Linked DNA regions of Homo sapiens: region 2 is linked to region 1. A link is a loop called in an ENCODE intact Hi-C map of the cell type or tissue named here. Cell type or tissue: B cell. All regions are shown on one strand. Links, peaks and the distances in the headings refer to the core of each region. The heading gives the core; the rest is flanking DNA. Region 1 holds the start of LINC02416 (long intergenic non-protein coding RNA 2416). Region 2 overlaps SLC38A1 (solute carrier family 38 member 1).

Region 1 (5,268 bases), core at 269-5,268:
CAAATTTATATAGGTGCATAGATTAGAGAGCCAAAAAGTGCTGCAATTGACAACTTTTCATTCCTTCTCCCTATTTTTCACTTCCCAAGAAATTGTGATCAAGTCTTTTTTTTTTTTTGAGACGGAGTGTCACTCTGTCACCCAGGCTGGAGTGCAGTGGCGCAATCTCAGTTCACTGCAAGCTCCACCTCCTGGGTTCACGCTGTTCTCCCGCCTCAGCCTCCCAAGTAGCTGGGACTACAGGCGCCCGCCACTACACCCAGCTAATTTTTTTTTGTGTGTATTTTTAGTAGAGACGGGGTTTCACCGTGTTGGCCAAGATGGTCTTCATCTCCTGACCTCATGATCCGCCCGCCTCGGCCTCCCAAAGTGCTAGGATTACAGGCCTGAGCCACGGAGCCCAGCCTCGAGTCTTTTAGCTTTAAAAAAATTATGGCTATAATTCTAAATAATTTTCTTGTATTGCTTCCTCTCTATTATTTTCCAAGTTTTGGACATGATCCTGACTTCTTTAAGGAATGCGTGGATTCAGCACTCCCCACACCCCTTCCTAGTCACATCTGTACACACATGTACACTTCCAGTCCCCCATCTCCCCATAGAGTCAAAGTATTTTTATGGTTAGATCAGTATTCAGTGTTTTCATTATTATGAAAAAGTGACTACTTGCAACCAAGCCATGTGATAAATCATGGTTACTTTTTATTTAAGATCTTTCGATGTTCCCTAAAGTTAATATTCTTTTTTAAAAATTTGCTTAGCTATGTAAGCAGTTATCAGCAATTTGACCCCAGTCCTCTTCAGAAGTGTGGATGTTCTTCCCATATGTTCAAATATATCAATTTCATCTTTTTGGAGCTATGTTTTCTGGAGACTTGCTTCGATCTGCTCAGGTTGCTCTCTGAGGCCGCTGCACGGTTGGCACCCTGGAATCCCCGTCACCTACATCCTGCGATTCCCGTCCCTTCTTTCTTGAGTCGGAGCCACTGTTGGTGGGACATGTCATCCTCTTCCTTGACATACTCCTTCATCGTGCTACTGCTCCAGCAGTAACTATAAAAAGTAAATGTTTGAGGACTAGCATGTCTGAAAATGCCTTTAGCCTATCTTCACACTTAGGACTTTGTGTATATAAATTCTAAGGCAGAAATAGTTTTCTCTCAAATTATAAAAACATTGTTTTACATTAACTTCTAGTTTCCACTGTTGTTAAAAAATCCAAATCTATTCTTACTCTTGATCCTTTGTATATGACCTATTCTTTCATCTCTTTTGGCCTGATATTATGACATTTTATAATGAGACGACTTATTATGGGTCTGCTTTCATTCATTATGCTGGGTTTTTGGTAGCCTTTTTTTTTTTTTTTTTTGAGACGGAGTCTCCTTCTGTCTCCCAGGCTGCAGTGCAATGGTGCGATCTCAGCTCACTGCAACCTCTGTCTCCCGGGTTCAAGTGATTCTCCTGACTCAGCCTCGCAAGTAGCTGGGATTACAAGCACCCGCCACCACACCCAGCTAACTTTTTGTATTTTTAATAGAGACTGAGTTTCACCATGTTGGCCAGACAGGTCTGGAACTCCTGACCTCAGGCTATCCGCCCGCCTCGGCCTCCCAAAGTGCTAGGATTATAGGCATGAGCTGCTGCACCTGGCCGGTGGGCCTTTTTAATCTAGAAATTCCTGTCATTCCACTTTGGAAATTTCCTTGAATTTTTCCTTTGACTGTTTCTTCATGTATGTTCTTTTGTTGTTGTTCCCTCTTTCTGTAATTCCTATCATTGAGATGTTAGACCTCTTGGACTGATCATCTAATTTTCTTTTTTACTTTTCTCTGCTGTTTTCCTTCTCTTTGATTTTTTGCTCTACTTTCCTCAATTTACCTTCTAGTCTTTGTATTGAGATTTTTGTTTCAGCTTTCATATTTTTAACTTCCAAAAGCTTCCTTTCATTGTATTAATGTCCCTCCTGGACATTGGGTATCAAATTGCTGATACCCTGATCTGGGTATCAAATTGCTTTTTAAACAGTTCTCAGGCCCACCTACACCCCTCACTTTTGGTTGAACCTGTATTACAGATTTCTGAGCCTTTGGCGGGTTCTATGGTGACAAATTGCTCCTTGCTTTCCCCAGTGCTGACTAGGAATTCAGCTTTCATAGATCTCAGTCATTTATCCTTCCCTAGATGCTTTCCAGTTTCCAAACTGTACATGTTAGAGTGGGGCAGGGGTGTGAGTAAGTCATTACAAATTCCATTTACTGTCATTTAGTCAGGTTTCAGGGGAAGCAGAAGTAAAATCACATGTTAGATCAGCCATCTGTGACCAGAAGCTTCCCCATTCTCACTCGAATGAACTTCTAATCAAGCTTTCATCCCCTCTCTCAAATCTTCTTTTGCCACGGTGACATATGACCTTCCATTGCCCATTCTCTGGTTAATTCTGTCCTTATCTCACTTGACTTCTTACCAGCATTTGACGTAGTTGATCACTTGTTTCTGGAACCCCACACCATCCTCACTGTTTTCTCCATTTGATTCTCTCTCTCTCTCTCTCTCTTCTATTTTTAGAATGTGCTTTTTAAAATTGAGTCATAATTTACATATTGTGAAATGCATAAATTTTAAGTGTGCAGTTCAATCAGTTTTGATAAATGCATACACCCATATCCTGCTCCCCTAACAAGACAGCATTTCTATTCTTTTTCTCTTCTATTGGGGATCCTCCTCTTCTTTTTCCTGACTTTTAAATGCTGCAGTTTCCAAGGGCTCAGTCCTCGGGTCTCTTGGGCTTCTTCTCTTTTCTATCTATACTGTCTCTCAATATCCAGTCCATTGGCTTTAAACACCATCCAGACCTGTGCTGTCCAACACAGTAGCCACTAGCCACATGGCTATTAAGTCTGAATCAAGATGTGGTACACATGTAAAATTCATACTGAAGTTCAAAGACTTATAAAAAAAAGAATGTAAAACAACACAATAATATTTTCATATTGACTATACAATAAAATGAGATTTTGGATGTATTAAGTTGAATAAAACATTACTAAAATTAATGTTACCTATTTTTTCCACTTTTTAACATATAGCTATTAGAAAACATATGTAACTTGCCTCGTATGTCTACTGGTTAGCACTAGTTTAGATATTGATAACTTACAAATTTCTGTCTCCAGCCCCAAACTCTCCTGAACACCAGACTTCATATCCAAATGCCTACTTGATGCAGCCAGAAAAAAGACCAAAATCATGTTCTTTGCAGGAACATGGACACAGCTGGAGGCCATTACCCTAAGCAAATTAACACAGGAACAGAAAGCCAAATACCGCATGTTCTCACTTATAAGTGGGAGCTAAACATTGGATATTCATGGACATAAAGATGGCAATGGTAGACAGTGGGGACTACTAGAGGGAGGAAGGAAGAAGGGGAGCAAGGGTTGAATAACTATTGGGTACTGTGAACAATACCTGGGTGATGGGATCATTTGTACCCCAAACCTCAGCATCACATAATATACCCACGTAACAAACCCAGACATGTATCCCCGAATCTAAAATAAAAGATGAAATTATAAAAAAAAGTTATATTGAAGTGTCAAATATTGATTACAACTATTTTGAAGCACAGAATATATTTATTATTATCATGGTTAATACTGAGTGTCAACTTGATTGGATTGAAGGATGCAAAGCACTGATCCTGCAGGTGTCTGTGAGGGTGTTGCCAAAGAAGATTAACACTTGAGTCAGTGGGTTGGGAAAGGCAGACCCACCCTTAATCTGGGTGGGCACCATCTAATCAGCTGCCAGCATGGCTATAATATAAAGCAGGCAGAAAAAAAAAAAAACAACAAAAAAACATGAAAAGACTAGACTGGCCTAGCCTCCCAGCCTACATCTTTCTCTCATGCTGGACCCTTCCTGCCCTCAAACATCAGACTCCATGTTCTTCAGCTTTGGGACTCAGACTGGCTTTCCTTGCTCCTCAGCCTGCAGATGGCCTATTGTGGGACCTTGTGATTGTGTGAGTTAATACTTACTAAACTATATCTATATCTATATCTATATATCTATATCTATATATATATATATGACTCAAATGTTAATCTCCTTTGGCAACACCCTCACAGACTCACGCAGGATCAGTGCTTTGCATCCTTCAATCCAATCAAGTTGATACTCAGTAATAACCATGATAATAATCGATATATTTTATGCTTCAAAATTGTAATCAATATTTCACGCTTCAATATAACTTTTTTTATAATTTCATCTTTTATTTTAGATTCAGGGATACATGTGTGGGTTTGTTACATGAGTATATTATGTGATGCTGAGGTTTGGGGTACAATTGATATATATATATATATATCATATATATGTATATATCATATATTATCCCATTAGTTCTGTCCCTCTAGAGAACCCTGACTAATACAATTATAAAAACCAACAAATGCCTACTTGACATACCCACTTGATTATATAATAGATATCTCAAACTTAACAGCTCTCAAATGGAATTTCATATTTCCCCCTGCCCCAGACTGACCCACCTCAGTTTTTCCTATTTCAGTAAAAGTCACCACGGTTTTACTCAATTGCTTGGGCCCAAAACTTTGGAATCTTATTGACCACTCCCTTTCTCTCCCTCTCCATGCCCAATCCATCAAAGAATACATGTAGAATTAGCAACTTTTCACCTTTGTCCCTACCAGGCCCAAGTTGTGGATTGCTTTCACCAGGACAATGACCATAGCTTCCTGTATGTATCCTGGCTTCTCCACTTACTTTGTCCTGTCTATTTCTCTGCACAGCAGCCAAATGGATCCTTTTACAAACATTATACCGGTTAAGTCATTCCTGTACTCAAAAAACCCCACAGCAACTTTTAATCACCATAAAATCCACAATCCTTACCAATGTACAAGGCGCTTCTTGATGTGTCCTCCGGCCACCTCTCCAGATAATTTTCTGTCTTTTTTACCTTGTTCAGTGCATGTCGCCTATTCTGATCTGTTCATCGTTGCAGTTTCCTTTTTCTTTTCTTTTCTTGAGACGGAGTCTCACTCTGTCGCACAGGCTGGAGTGCAGTGGCACACTCATGACTCACTGCAGCCTTGACCTCCTGGGGTCAAGTGATCCTTCCACCTCAACCTCCCAAGTAGCTGGAACTACATTCACAGACTACCATGCCCACCTAATTTTTGTATTTTTTATAGAGGCAGGGTTTCACTGTGTTTTGCAGGCTGGTCTCAAACTCCT
Region 2 (5,504 bases), core at 230-5,229, 1.1 Mb after region 1:
ATTATCCCATCACAAAAAATAGTCTTCTCATTCTATCGGGAGAATTATATTCTTAACCAATTGCACCAGCATCACTTTCTGATGTCTCTAAATATTTTTCAGCAAATTCTACTAAGTTGCAGTGAGATTGCAGCATACCTTTATACAAACTTGGCCTGCTCTTAAGCTATCGTTGCTTTATTACTTTACATATATGCCAAAAAGGTTGAATGACACCTACCAAGATAATAATTTTGCTCTCAGTGGCAACGAAGATGGTCTGTGTGCTATTTATCAAGTTATTCCTTATAAATGGTAAGTCATCTCCTCTGTGCATTCCTAAGTGAGCAGTTCTTTGCCTCCTTAGGAAATACCAAACTGGATCTTGTGATCTAAAGACAGAGCAGTTAAGAGGAAGTCAATAAGGAAACCCTACTCTTCCGGATGATCCTAGGAGGTCCATCGGACTAGTCACATTCATCTTTCCTCTTGCCAATCAGTTTCTTGTTTTTAGAATTCTTTGAGTTATAGTCACAGTTCCTTAGAAATGATTTGAAGAGAAAATTGTCCTTTGGCTGGCAGCAAAAATCATTGACATCAGAGTCTGTTGTTTGGGAGTAATAACCCGGGAGAGGGAGAAATGGCACATTCAGGCTTGCCAACATTTGAAATACATGGAAAAGGGACAGTGGCAGTGCCATTGAACTCTATTGAAATCCACTGGATTAAGAAGCTTTTCAGAAATAGGGAAATGGGAAAGTGGTTAGCATTGCGTTAACAATGAGTGCCTATTTTGTAAACAGAAATAGTTGGCATGTGTAGGAGATGAGTCCCACTCATTGTTTTTAGAAGTTGAGCAGCTATTGCTAGTTTATGAGTCGTCTGTGATGCATCTGATAAGGGGGTTCTAAGAATTCAATTCTCTTAGCCCCAGAAAGGTAGGGGTGTGTGTGCGTGTGTGTGTGCGCGCACATGCGCTAGAGTGTATACCCTGAGTTCACTCAGTCCTATTTATGCTGAGTTGCCTCAGGTGCCTTGGTCCTATCCAAGGACAGCAGTGTGATCTCTGTTTTGGTACAGTGTATTTTTCTTAGCCTGCAACAGACAACTTAACTATACTGGCTATGGTTTTACAGCATTATTTACCTCCATGATTGGTAGAATGCCTTCTCTGCTCACTCATCTGGTTTACAGTAGGCCAGGTTGGAGTTATCACAGTAGAGCAGGTTAAGTGTGGTGCAGAGAGTTGGATTTTCAAGGTTAGCTTGAACTTTTATTACTCACAGAGTGGTAGTTGGTTTAATTAGAAAACTACTCCTTTGTGGGCCAGTTAGTTTTGCTTTGTTCTCTGGCCACAGACTTTACCTTATGTCAGGCACATGATTTCAAAGATCTGCATCTATATCAGGGGTCAGCAAGGGACAGCCTGCAGACCAAAGCCACCCGCAGCCTCCTTTTGTGTGGCTGGCTAGGTAAGATTGACTTTTAATTTTATAAAGGACTTTAAAAAAGAAAAGATAGTTGTAAAGTGTACATTGTTCCATGAGATCTTTATAACAACCCTGTTAATTACCCCCATTTTATAGATAAAGAAACTGAAACTGCCTTTGCAAAATTATAACCAAGGAAATTATGACAGTGAAAGAAATCAGACCTAACCAACTCTATCTTGCTTCTAACCCTTAAGCTGTCCTTGTTCATTCCTGGGCATAGGCCGAACTAACTTTGGGAAGGAATTCAGTTCATGGTTTGACTGAAACAAAATTGGTAACAGCCCTTTTCCAAAAAGACCCCCTTCTTGCCTGGGGTCCAGTCTGCCTTTGCAGGACTAACAAATTAACTACACGATTAGAAATTACAGTTTAGGGGTCATGCAGCCTCTGGCTCCAAGAGTCTGAACCTCCCCAAATTGCTCCTCGGGGTAACATCATTATTGTAAAACCTAAGATCAGTGCTTGAGATATTTTGCAGAGCTGTACTCCATGTATCAGCTGACACCACCCAGACTGGTAATCTCGCCCAACCAGTTCTGCCATTGCACCCAGGAACAGAAGACAGCAAGAAAATCTTACTTCACCCCCCTATGATTTCATATCCAACTTAACCAATCATCACTCCCCACTTCCCAAGCCCCTAGCTGCCAAATTATCTTTAAGAACTCTGATCCCCGAATGCTCTGGGAGACTGATTTGAGTAATAATAAAACTCCGGTCTCCCACACAGCTGACTCTGCATGACTTACTCTTTCTCCATTGCAATTCCCCTGTCTCAATAAAGTGGTTCTGTCTAGGCAGCAGGCAAGGTGAACCCATTGGGCGACTACAAAACTAAAATTAACGGAGGCTAAGCAACTTGCCCAAGATGACTGACATCTGTGGGGAGGAGAGCAACAAGTCCATTGGGTGCTCCTCTTAAACCGCCTATTTCTCCTTAAATGTGTCTTGTTACCACAAAAACAGAATGGGAAAATATGAATGAAGCCCCCAATCCACCTTTCTACCGGAACAAAAGTCCCAAATACCCACCGAGAACAGCATATTCCTTTACTTCAACAGTCACATGGGATTTTTCTGTCACTCAAGAGTTAACATCTTTAGAATATGATAAAGAGTAGGGATCTAGGTTTGAGGAGAAGGGAAACGACTTGTCCTTGTGGAGTGGGAAAAGAGGAACGAGGACACATCAAGAGTGTCAAGAGTTATAAATGGAGTGCCCACAAAACCCACAGCCCTCTACCCACTATAGGTTAAAAACAGGAAGTGGTAGTGGTACATGGCGCTCTTTCTCACTGGTACAACATCCTCATTTAAGCTCAGACCTCCCTTTAACTTTTTTACAAAGAACCAACTAAACTAAAATTCTATTTTTACTGGGATACTTCTTTTAGATTCCTCTTTCTTTTGAGGATTATATTAGATACTATTTGAATTGGCCATCAGCAATGCATATTTATTTTTCTAGACAAAACAAAATACCTAACTGACAGTGAGGCTAGTTTAAGAAAAGCTTTGCACCACAGAGCTTAGATTTACCTACAAGGAAAGAAATGGAAAGAACGGTACAAATAATTGCTCTCCACCTGTTTCCTGCCTGGCCTTTTAAAACCACCCGTTTAATTCCCTAATCTAATTTGTAAGCATTATACATGATCACATGCTACAAGGTCACCGTGTGCTGGTCTTCTGACCCTCAGAATTTTGAAATTTGATCAGAATTTAGTGACTAAGAAGTCCACTTTAGGACTGAATAATTATGTTTCTACTCCTTTCTGTAAGTATTTTGTGAGCTCCTTAATCAAACAGGGATTCTATTAATGAGCTTAAGACTTAAACAAATGCAACTCTCCCCTAAAAAGGGGTTAAAATAATAATACTGTCACTTGAAAAGTTCTTTATATTTTTATTGTAAAACTAAGATAACCATTAAACCATTTTGAAAATGCATAAAATAAATGAAATAAAGTATAAAGAAAACACGCAAAGTCTCTCTGTTCGGAGTGTTCAGGCTCACCTTAGACAAGCTCCATTAACATTTCAATGTATTTCATTCTAAGATTTTTGTTTGGTCTTATTTTTTACAGTGTTATTCCACTCTGGATGTTTGACTTTGATAGACAATGCAACGTGATGGGTAGGGACTTTGGAGTCATACTACCAGGGTTTGAGTGCTCTGACACTAGCTGTGTGACCTTAGACAAAATACTTAACCTCCTTGTTACCTTATTTACCTTATCTGTAAAATAAGGATAGTAATAGTACTACTCATAAGTGAAGTATTTTAAAAAGTGCTTAGAAAGGGCCTGATATATAATGAATACCCCAACATTTGGTACTATTAATGATCAGTAAAGTGTTTTATTAATTATATTGAATCCCTTAAGGTAAATTAAAGAGCTTGACAAAACCCATTTTCATATAAAAGATCATTTTGAATTTTTCAAAATATTTAACATTTTCATATGAATTTAGGGACTCAGAACACCTTGTCCCTGTCTCTTTGCTTTTGGGCCTGCCTCTTTCCATCTGAGCTCTCATTAAACAAAGGATTTTTTTTTTTTGAAACGGCATCTCACTCTGTCACCCAGGCTGCAGTGCAGTGACATGATCTCAGCTCACTGCAACCTCCGCCTCCCGGGTTCAAGCAATTCTCCTGCCTCAGCCTCCCGAGTAGCTGGGACCACAGGCATACGCCGCTATGCCCAGGTCATTTTTTGTATTTTAGTAGATAACGTAGATACGGGGTTTCACCATGTTATCCAGGCTGGTCGCGAACTCCTGAGCTCAGGCAATCTGCCCACCTCTGCCTCCCAAAGTGCTGGGATTACAGGTGTGAGCCACCGCGCCTGGCCAGGATTCTTCTTCTGTGTCTCTTTCCTCACCACTTAAGTCTTCCATTGGCATTGCTTCCCTAGGCCAGAAACCACTATTCCTGTCCTCGAGCCTCACTGAGAGCCTCTGGTCCCTCACTTAAACCTTCTACTCATGCCCTACTTCCTGTTTCCACTGGCTGGCTGTCACACTTGCCTGGAAAACCCCTGAAGCTGTGCTTTCCAACCACACAGACACGGCGACACTAAGTTCTTGGTCTGCATTCTCAGTTGGGTCCTCCCCACAGTCCAGCCCCTCCATCATTTTCAGCTAGTGTTCTAGTCTCTTCAACAATGTTTTCAAATCTTTATACAGGTATTTCCCCTAGAATAATTGGGGGTGGGGATGGAGAAGCAGGGAGAGTTGGTGGAGATGAAAGATGAATGGGAAAGTGCAAGGTGAAGATGCAGGAGGGTTGAGACCCTTGAGAAAGGTAGACTAGAAGTAAGAGGTAGAAGAGGGTGAGGGAGAGGCCAGCAATAGCAGAAAGGAGTGGAGAAAGATAGGCTAGCCCAGAACCGATGCATTTCCTATGGTTTGTCTAAGTTCCTTGTCCTGGATTTTAAATTTTTCTTGTAAATACTCTGCCTCAACAAGCAGTATGTCTGTAAGTTTTGGAGTGAGGGCTGTGGGTTATTAGGAGACAGTGATAGATCAAAGGAGGACTAGTAATAAAGACCACTTTTACCCCAGCTCAAGGAGTTTTTATATGTACTAGCCTGCTTGTTTAATTGAGGATAGTAAAAGTTTTATACTTCTAACTGGATCTAGAAGAGGAAGAATTACATAGTTTAGTAAGCCTCAGATCCCTTTTGGAAGGAGTGAAACATGGGGGAGGGGAGGTTGAAAATAGAATTTAAATATATGTCCTGCTGAAGTAAATAATGCTTGAGGTGGGCAGATCACCTGAGGTCAGGAGTTTGAGATCAGCCTGGCCAATATGGTGAAACCCGTCTCTACTAAAAAATACAAAAATTAGCTGGGTGTGGTGGCATGCACCTGTAATCCCAGCTACTCAGGAGAGGCAGGAGAATCACTTGAACCTGGGAGGCAGAGGTTGCAGTGAGCCAAGATTGTGCCACTGCACTCCAGCCTGGGTGACAGAGCAAGACTCTGTCTCAAGAAAAAAAAAAGTAATGCTTGAGGAAGTCAACCAAA

What was found. Hi-C counts contacts between places; a loop is a spot of excess contacts. Peaks named below come from ENCODE experiments on the same cell type or tissue, not always from the same donor. Only the 100,000 strongest peaks of a DNase experiment are listed, where the experiment ranks them.
Region 2: a loop joins it to region 1, with 5 times the contacts of the local background. A loop is called at or near these places in 4 of 110 quality-filtered maps.

The regions. Positions count from the first base shown.
Region 1 is chr12:47,353,538-47,358,805 of GRCh38, reverse strand. It overlaps LINC02416 (long intergenic non-protein coding RNA 2416), which reads right to left and starts at 5,038. Exons shown (of 4, transcript NR_183615.1): 1 at 4,924-5,038. In B cell, for the core only: no CTCF peak of the experiment used is centred there; a DNase peak (open chromatin) is centred at 2,365; H3K4me3 peaks cover 1,512 bases; H3K27ac peaks cover 4,522 bases.
Region 2 is chr12:46,215,392-46,220,895 of GRCh38, reverse strand. All of the region lies in intron 5 of SLC38A1 (solute carrier family 38 member 1), which reads left to right. Among named protein-coding and RNA genes, the nearest start is that of SLC38A1, 51 kb to the left of the region's middle. RefSeq lists a silencer at 912-971 and enhancers at 4,326-4,385, 4,556-4,885, 5,447-5,504. In B cell, for the core only: no CTCF peak of the experiment used is centred there; DNase peaks (open chromatin) are centred at 2,705 and 4,485; H3K4me3 peaks cover 2,958 bases; H3K27ac peaks cover 4,942 bases.